Linked DNA regions of Homo sapiens: region 2 is linked to region 1. The links are chromatin contacts, found by Hi-C or POLR2A ChIA-PET in ENCODE. All regions are on one chromosome and are shown on one strand. Each heading gives the region's core, a stretch centred on a gene start or an enhancer-like site at or near the end of the contact. The rest is flanking DNA. Distances are from core to core; before and after follow the strand shown. Region 1 overlaps DENND2A (DENN domain containing 2A). Region 2 holds the start of NDUFB2 (NADH:ubiquinone oxidoreductase subunit B2).

Region 1 (3,819 bases), core at 1-2,500:
AGGGAGCATGGCGGGAACCAGACAAGGACGTCTGGCAAGAAAGACTCGCACTGGTGTCCAAATTCCTCTGGAAAGTAGAAACGTGACACTTACAAGGACTGTAGTTTAATCAGTGAAAAGGCCCTTAAAGGGAAAGGGAGAATGAAGACAGCCAAAAAAGAGGACGGAGGCCCCAGTAGGGAGGTGTCTGCAGCAGTGAGGCCCTCCCAGAGGGCCTGTGAAGGGCGCCATATCTGTGCCTCCTGCAGGACGGAGGGCTACCTGGAAGCAGAGTGTTTTAAATACACACAGCATTGCTGGGCACTTTCTCCTCCCCTGGCTCCTGAGGGATGTGTTAATTCGGTGCTTCCTTTATTACCACAGAAGCAGCCAGCCCTCCTAGACAGCTCTGATGGTCTTCCTTTCAAACCCCCTCAAGTCTGAGGAAGACCCCACGGGGATCTCTGGAAAGAACAAAGCCCCTTTGGCTTCTCCAGAGCAAGGGATGAGGCTCCCTGGGGTGGCGTGGGGGCCCCGTTACCCGCACCACTTCTGGGTGGAAAGGGCAAGATTTATCTCACCCTCCTTTGTCTGCCTTGTGAAATGTTCTCATTTTCCTTTTTTTTAGGCAATAAAATGAAATTTCTCCACAAGAAATAACTCTCAGCCTCAAGGGAAAACTTCCTCCTAGTGCAGCCCTATGCTTTAAAAACAGTTCCTGGTGGCCTTTCTGAAAGGCTGGGTCCCAGGTTGTCACGGTGCGGAACTGGAGGCCGCGGTGGCTTCTGGCCGAGGCTGGGCTCTTCCCTGGATGAGGACCTGGGAGCCGCCTGGGAGGACAGCCCCAGAAAGGGAGCCCGAGACCAGGCGTGTCGCCGACATGCAAATGGGTTGTTTTGGTGGTTGGGTTTTTTTTTTTATCTTAGATATTAAAAGTAAGAAAAATGTGTGGGTTTTCTGTTTATTATGCCAAGGCCAAGAGGAGCCTGTCCTGCCCTACACGTTCCCCTCGTTCGTCCCATCCGGCCGCTCAGCAATGGAGCTAAGAGGAGTGGTGATGGGCAACAGAAATGAGGTGCTCCTCGGAGCGGGACTGACGACACATGAGGACTGTGAGGGGAGGAGGCGGAGCCGGTGCCTCGGGTTCAGGGAGTGAGGCCTCCTAGTGAAAGGCTGGGCCCTTGCCCTAGAGTGGAGGCTAGGGAGGAACGGGAGCTGTAGACGGATGTGGCTTCCCAGACACGCTGCTCTTCCAGAAGGGACAGTGATGCCACCTGGTGGCCGAGGCCATGGACGTCTCTCTTCCCAAATGGACCTGACTCTTCTTGACTGCCTTGTTCTCTTAGAAGAAGCCATGGAACTGTCCACTGCCTGAGTAGTCCCTGGCTTTTAGAGGCACACACACAAAAAGAGGTCAGTAAACTGTTCTAGGGGTCTTCAAGTTTACGACACTGCTCACGGCCCACCTTCCAACACATAGCCACAACTTTGACCCCGTTCCCATCTCATTCCAGGGGCCCAGAGCAGCATTAATGCAATAGTGGATGTGCACTGCCTGTACACGGTGGGGGGCGGGGGGACCTTTTGCGGCTGATGGTAACAAGATGGAGGGTGAGAACGCTGGGGCGGCGTCATGAGCCGTGTGCAGCCAGAGAGGCAGCTTGCGTTTTCTGGACCAGAAGCAGGGAGGGTGTGGAGAAGGCCAAAAACCTCAGGGCGACCTAAGAGCTGTCCTGCAGCGGGGACAGTGGGGACAGCAGGGACAGCGGGGAGGCAGGAAAAGCCCCGAACACAGCTGAGGCAGGTTCTCAGAGCAAGCCTCAGGGCCACTACCAGGTGACCCCTGCCCTCAGCTCTCACCAGCGACCCTCACAGAAACACAAAAGGGAGGGGCGCCGACCTCAACAATGGCCCAGAGGGGCCATACTGCCTGGCAGGGGTTCTCAACCTTTAGGGAGCGGGAGCAAGGGGCCTTCCGAGGATAAATAGAAATGAGGAAAATGAGGGGAGGTGACCTCTCATCCTTCCTCTTAGCTGGAGTTATGGACCCCCTCGCCCCTCCAAGTTCTACCCAGGCTTTGGTGTGTCCATTACTTTTTCAGAGGTGAAGATCCACAGTTTACATCAAATTCTCAAAGATGCTCCCAGAATGGTAGAAACCAGGCTGTGCATAAAAATTAACCTGCCTGGCCGGGCGCAATGGCTCATGCCTATAATCCCAGCACTTTGAGAGGCCAAGGCAGGCAGGTGGATCACCTGAGGTCAGGAGTTCAAGATCAGCCTGGCCAACATGGCAAAACCCCATCTGTACTAAAAATACAAGAAAAACTTAGCCGGGCATCGTGGTGCGTGCCTGTAATCCCAACTACCTGGAAGGCTGAGGCAGAAGAATCGCTTGAACTGGGGAGGAGAAGGTTGCAGTGAGCCGAGATCATGCCACTGCACTCCAGCCTGGACAACAGAGCAAGACTCCTTCTCAAAAAAACTCTGGCTGGGTGTGTGTGGGTGGGGACTAGGGGGATGCCTGAATGAGAATCCCTGAATCCTTGAGTGTGGGGGTTCAGGAATATGTATCTAACAAGCTCCTTGGATTAGTCAAGTTTGTGTGTGGGCTCAGGAATATATGTATCTAGCAAGCTCCTCAGACTAGTCAACTTTCTTAATAGTCTGCATATTTGTATATTGCCCAGAAAGGGACACTTTTTGGAATATACTTTCTTTTTTTAACTTATTTCGCATTATATTGTTTACTTAATAACTCCAAGCAAATAAATGTACATCTTTATCAACATTCCCAATGACTGCATAATATTCCATTCTGTGGGGATACTAAAAGCTATTAGTTCATCAGCCTTTGGCTCTTTATACATGCAGGACGTTTCCAGTTTTTAACATCATAACATCGAAAACAGCATCTTTGTACAAGTATCTTAGCACACTTGCCCCATCTTAATTTTCATTTTTGCTTAAAGTAAAATATACATACTTTTTTTTAAATTTATTTACTTTTTTTTTTTTTGAGATGGAGTCTCGCTCTGTCCCCCAGGCTGGAGTGCAGCGGCACGATCTTGGCTCACTGCAACCTCCACCTCCCGAGTTCAAGCGATTCTCCCCCTTCAGCCTCCTGAGTAGCTGGGATTACAGGCGGGCGCCACCACACCTGGCTAATTTTTGTATTTTTAGCAGAGACGGTGTTTCACCATGTTGACCAGGCTGGTCTCAAACTCCTGACCTCAGGTGATCCGCCCGCCTTGGCTCCCAAAGTGCTGGGATTACAGGTGTGAGCCACCACGCCCTGCCAAAATATACATACTTTAAAAATACACATACAGATATTAGTGTACAGCCTAACAAACGTTCACAAATGACCATGTGAAAGTTGCCAGAATCAAAATGGAGCCACACAGACACACAAAATACTTGTGTGAGGACATCTGCCCAGCAACTGCCTGTCCAGCCTCAGACTGGCGCCAGCCTTGTTATGGATCCTTGTAGCCAAGGATAATGATCTCAAAACAATGTGATCCTCCCTACTTTTCCTTTAAAAACCCTGTCTTCCTTTACCTCCTTGAATATGCAGCACATAGTTTTTACTATGTCCTGTGTATTACCATTGCAATGGCTATTCTCAAATAAACATGGTTTTCTTTTAGGAAAAAAAAAGAAGGTGGGCACAGAGGTCCATGCTTATAATCCTAACACTTTGGGAGGCTGAGGTGGGAGGATCACTTAAGACCAGGAGTTCAAGACCAGCCTGGGCAACATAGTGGGTCCGCCCATCTCTACAGAAAATTTTAAAATTAGCCTGGCGTGGTGGCGCACTCCTGTAGTCCCAGCTAC
Region 2 (3,819 bases), core at 512-3,011, 180 kb before region 1:
TAACCCTTAACAGTACTCAAAAAAGGTCTTTCTTTTCTACTGGTCTCTCCTCTCCAGAATGTACACTTCATTCTCTCTCGTATTCTGCTATATCCTCAGCACCTAGAAAGGAGCAGCCATATAGAAGATGCTCCATAAACATTTATGCACTTAATTATCACACACTCTGAAACAAGTGTGTGTTACGAACAAGCCAGCACCTCAGGGAAGATCGGCATTCCCCCATCTCCTCATGCAGGACCAAGGGCTGTCGCTCATGGCTCTCCATCACTGTCTTTGCCCAAGTCACACAGGGCTTTGCCTTCTGCCCACCCCACACCTGCCCCAGCTCCAGATTCTTCATCCATGTGGGACTTCAGGCAAGTCACTCCTTTCATTTCCTGGGCCTCAGTTCCTTAATAACAACAACAGTTAAAGAATACTTGTACGGTCCTTAGCAGGCACCAGCAATTGTTTTAAACACTTTAGTGAGACCAAGCGCAGTGGCTCGCCTGTATTCCCAACACTTTGGGAGGCCGAGGCTGGAGAATCACTTGAGCCCAGGAGTTAGAGGCTGCAGTGAGCTAGGATCGCGCCACTGCACTCCAGCCTGCCTGACAGAGTTAGACCCCATCTCCTAAAACACACAAACACGCTTTAGATAACAGTAACTCATTTAGTTCCTTGCAAATGGACGCCAAATGGGTGAGGAAACTGAGGCATTAAGAGAATAAGAAACTTTTCCAAGGTCCCACAGCTGGAGTGTGGCAGAGGTGGGATTTGAACCCAGCCACTGTGCGGCCAGAATCCCGCTTGGAATCACGACCCCACACTGCCTCTTGGTAAAGTGTAGCTGATGATCTAAGGGACCTGGAATCATCCATGACTCTTTTCCAGTCCTGCTCTTACGGAATCTCTGCACACCACTAACTCGGCTTCGGCAGCTGCTCCCTACCTCGCACCCGCTCCCTACCTCGCACCCCCAGCCCTCCGCCCTCCGGTCTGCGTCTCGGGCCACCTCGCGGGCGGCTCTGCCTGTCACTCTCCTAAACGCCACGGCTGCCCCAGCGTTGGCTTCCGGCTTTCTGCTCCTCTCACCCGACGGCGCTCTCTCTGGGCGACAGCCTCCACTCCCTGCAGCCAGAGTGATTTTTCAGCATTAAAAAGCGGCCACGTGACGTCTCCGATTAAAGGCTGCCGAACAGACTCTACCCTAAATTCCGCAGCCAGGCACCGGGACCCTGGACCGCGCCCTCCCTAGGCCTCACCGCCGCCGCCCCCCGCCTCGCTCCAGGAGCGTCCACACCCGCCGCGCACGCTGCTTCCTCCGCCTGGACCGCCCGCGCCGGCGCCGACTGGCTCAGCCCGCTCCGCATTCACGCGTGCGTCTCCCGAGGGCAGGCGGCCCCTACTACCATGACGGCCCTGCACACGGTGTCCCATCTGCCCAGCGAAGTCTCTCCCTCTCCCTCCGGCCAGCGGGGTCCCTCTCCTCGAGTCGCGGCTTCAGGAGACACGCGGACTACAGGTCCCAGCATGCCTCGGGACGCGGCCTCTTCAGGCGCCCCAGTCAAGGTGAGAGCGTCCCAGGGACCCGCGCTGTCCGCTACAGGCCGGCGAGGCCCCCATCCCCAGCCCCACACTCACTGACGGACTCCACCATCTCCAGCAGTCCGTGCGCAGCCGCTTCTGAAAAGGCGGCCTCCAACGCGAGCGAAAGACGCCAGCCGAGTCAGAGCGGACATACTCGCTCCCGTCCGCCCCGCGGTCCCCAGCCGCCTCGCCCCTGCCTACTTCGCTTCCCCGGCGCTCCGCCCGCGCCTCCCGTGACGTCACAGAGTCGCTCATCTCCAGGAGTGGGGGAGCCGGCAGCCGCTCCTGACCCAGATTAGCTGTGAGTCCTTCGGCTGCAGGAAACCTCTCTCCCGAGAGCAAAGCCCACGCATAACTTATGGTTGCTGAGCTGCCCCATGCCTTCTGAAACAGCTTGTTGGTTGCCCCTCTGATCCTGTAGGGCTCTCCCCGTGTTCTGCCCCTCCTAAAACTGAGTGGTGTATAATTCTTTTTTTTTTTTTTTTTTCTTTTTGAGACAAGGCCTTGCTCTGTCACCCAGGCTGGAGTGCAGTGACACCATCTCGGCTCACTGCAACCTCTGCCTCCCAGGCTCAAGCGATTCTCCTGCCTCAACTTCCCGAGTAGCTGGGATTACAGGCATTGTGCCAGGCTAAGTTCGTACGCAGCAATAGATAATGCCACAAATGGCTTGATTCGATCCACTGGCTTTAAGGCTGGGTTGGCATAGGCTCAGGGAAGAGACTGCCGTCTTTTTGTCCCTTTCCCGCCTCCACACTGTACCTGATGCGCACTGGCACGAGGGGCTGCGTGACCAGCTGGTGTTCTCCCTCCCAGCCATCTGGAGCCATCCCAACCCCTCTCTGCCTGCTTTGAATGTCCCCTCAAGACCTGGGAAGGAAAAAATAACATCACCTCCTTGAAAAAAACTGCACCAAAGGAATCTCTGTCCACCTAAACCATACTGCTCACTAAAAGACAGGAATGAGGAACTTTATCCTGGAGAAGGAAAGAATGGGAGAAACTAGTCCTGTAGTCAGGGCAGGACTCTCGGAGAGCGCAAGGGCTTGACTCCATTCGCTGCCTGGTGGTCTCTAAGACGAGCAACATAATCTATGAAGGTGCAGGGATAAACTGTGATTTTACCTAAAAAAAAAAAAAAAGAGAAATTAAGCTTTACAAATACCCCCCCTCCAGGCTGACCCCGGGCCCCTCCTAGTCAGCCAGACGGCCACATCAGCTCAGCTCTGAGAAGAAAGCCCGTGGTTGGGCCTGGCAGAGAGGGGCAGGTGGTGGTCACTGCAGGTCTGTCCCTGGGCGCTGCCATGGAGAAGAGGACACACTGGTTATATTAACTCTCTTCATATTCACCAAAATTAATGCCTGCAAGTGGACAGGCGCAGACACTGTGGCAGAGAAACTGTAGTTCCGGACTAGCGGGTGAACCCGGGGCCATGTTAAGGAAGTGGCCAAGCCGTTCTGCTCACGTCCCCGGTATGTCAGCCACTTTCATCAGTTTTGTTTTACCTTGTAATAAAAGTTACCAAGGAGTTAGCAAAATCTATTAAAAATTACCAAGAAGATAATTTGAAGTACAATGAAATTTGCCCTAAGTGTATATTATGCTGGCAGGTAGCACCTGCATGATATTTATACATAAAGAGTGTGTGTGTGTGTGTGTGTGTGTGCACATGCCACAGATCAGTAGGACTTGATGGCATTTTCTAACCTGAATATCAAAGTCTGGGAACTACCAGCAGTACCCATCTGACCAGGGAGTATAGCGGGTCAAGAAATGAGAAAAACAGGAAAACAAAATAAATTTATTCGTCCTCCTCCACATAACATTTTCCCTGAAGGAGAGTGTCCCTGGCACCTGGCCCAGCTTCCACAATGGAATGGATAGGCCCCTTCCCTCCTTTTACTCCCTAATTGGCCCAAAGCTTTTGAACAGACCCTCAAACCAAGCAGAGGAAGCCATGGTGTGCCTTCCACCACTGGAGGGTTACATTTGAAATTGGTGTCCCAATTTTAAAACGTCCCAGCTGCCATAGGAGAGGCTCTTGGGAGTGGCCTCCAGCTCTTGACAAGGGCCCACAGAGGCCACTGCCCCATCACGGGGGGCACACTGGGCCCGTGAGGAGGAAGGGCCTCGCTGCCTCCAGGATGTCCAGTTTGGGGTCCAGTGAGCGGCCAAGCCCCTCCAACACCATGATGGCAAACACAATGGAGGCAAAGTTGCTCTCAAGCTTTACCTGGAACAGAAAA

Evidence for each region. A loop is a pair of places that touch in the nucleus more often than their neighbours do. ChIA-PET counts read pairs that join two places held with the same protein, here RNA polymerase II (POLR2A). Pooled maps may share reads with other maps.
Region 2: a map of PC-9 shows a loop between it and region 1 (9-fold over the local background). The contact joins the promoter of NDUFB2 here to the enhancer-like site in region 1. A Hi-C loop is called at or near these places in 1 of 168 maps with a recorded cell type or tissue (PC-9), 1 of 37 single-sample maps with no recorded cell type and 9 of 50 pooled maps. POLR2A ChIA-PET finds 5 or more read pairs at or near these places in 4 of 52 experiments (AG04450, Caco-2, H1 and 1 more).

The regions. Positions count from the first base shown.
Region 1 is chr7:140,515,527-140,519,345 of GRCh38, reverse strand. DENND2A (DENN domain containing 2A) reads left to right here. Exons shown (of 20, transcript NM_015689.5): 20 at 608-926. The coding sequence ends at 639. Among named protein-coding and RNA genes, the nearest start is that of MKRN1, 38 kb to the right of the region's middle. Within about 2 kb of position 1,250, at least 11 of the 41 ENCODE cell types and tissues checked have a DNase peak (open chromatin) inside an H3K27ac peak, as active enhancers do.
Region 2 is chr7:140,694,650-140,698,468 of GRCh38, reverse strand. NDUFB2 (NADH:ubiquinone oxidoreductase subunit B2) reads right to left here and starts at 1,761. Exons shown (of 4, transcript NM_004546.3): 1 at 1,627-1,761. The coding sequence starts at 1,724. NDUFB2-AS1 (NDUFB2 antisense RNA 1) reads left to right here and starts at 1,392. Exons shown (of 2, transcript NR_024454.1): 1 at 1,392-1,554; 2 at 1,649-3,133. It overlaps ADCK2 (aarF domain containing kinase 2), which reads right to left. Exons shown (of 8, transcript NM_052853.4): 8 at 3,359-3,806. The coding sequence ends at 3,666. RefSeq lists an enhancer at 1,443-1,752.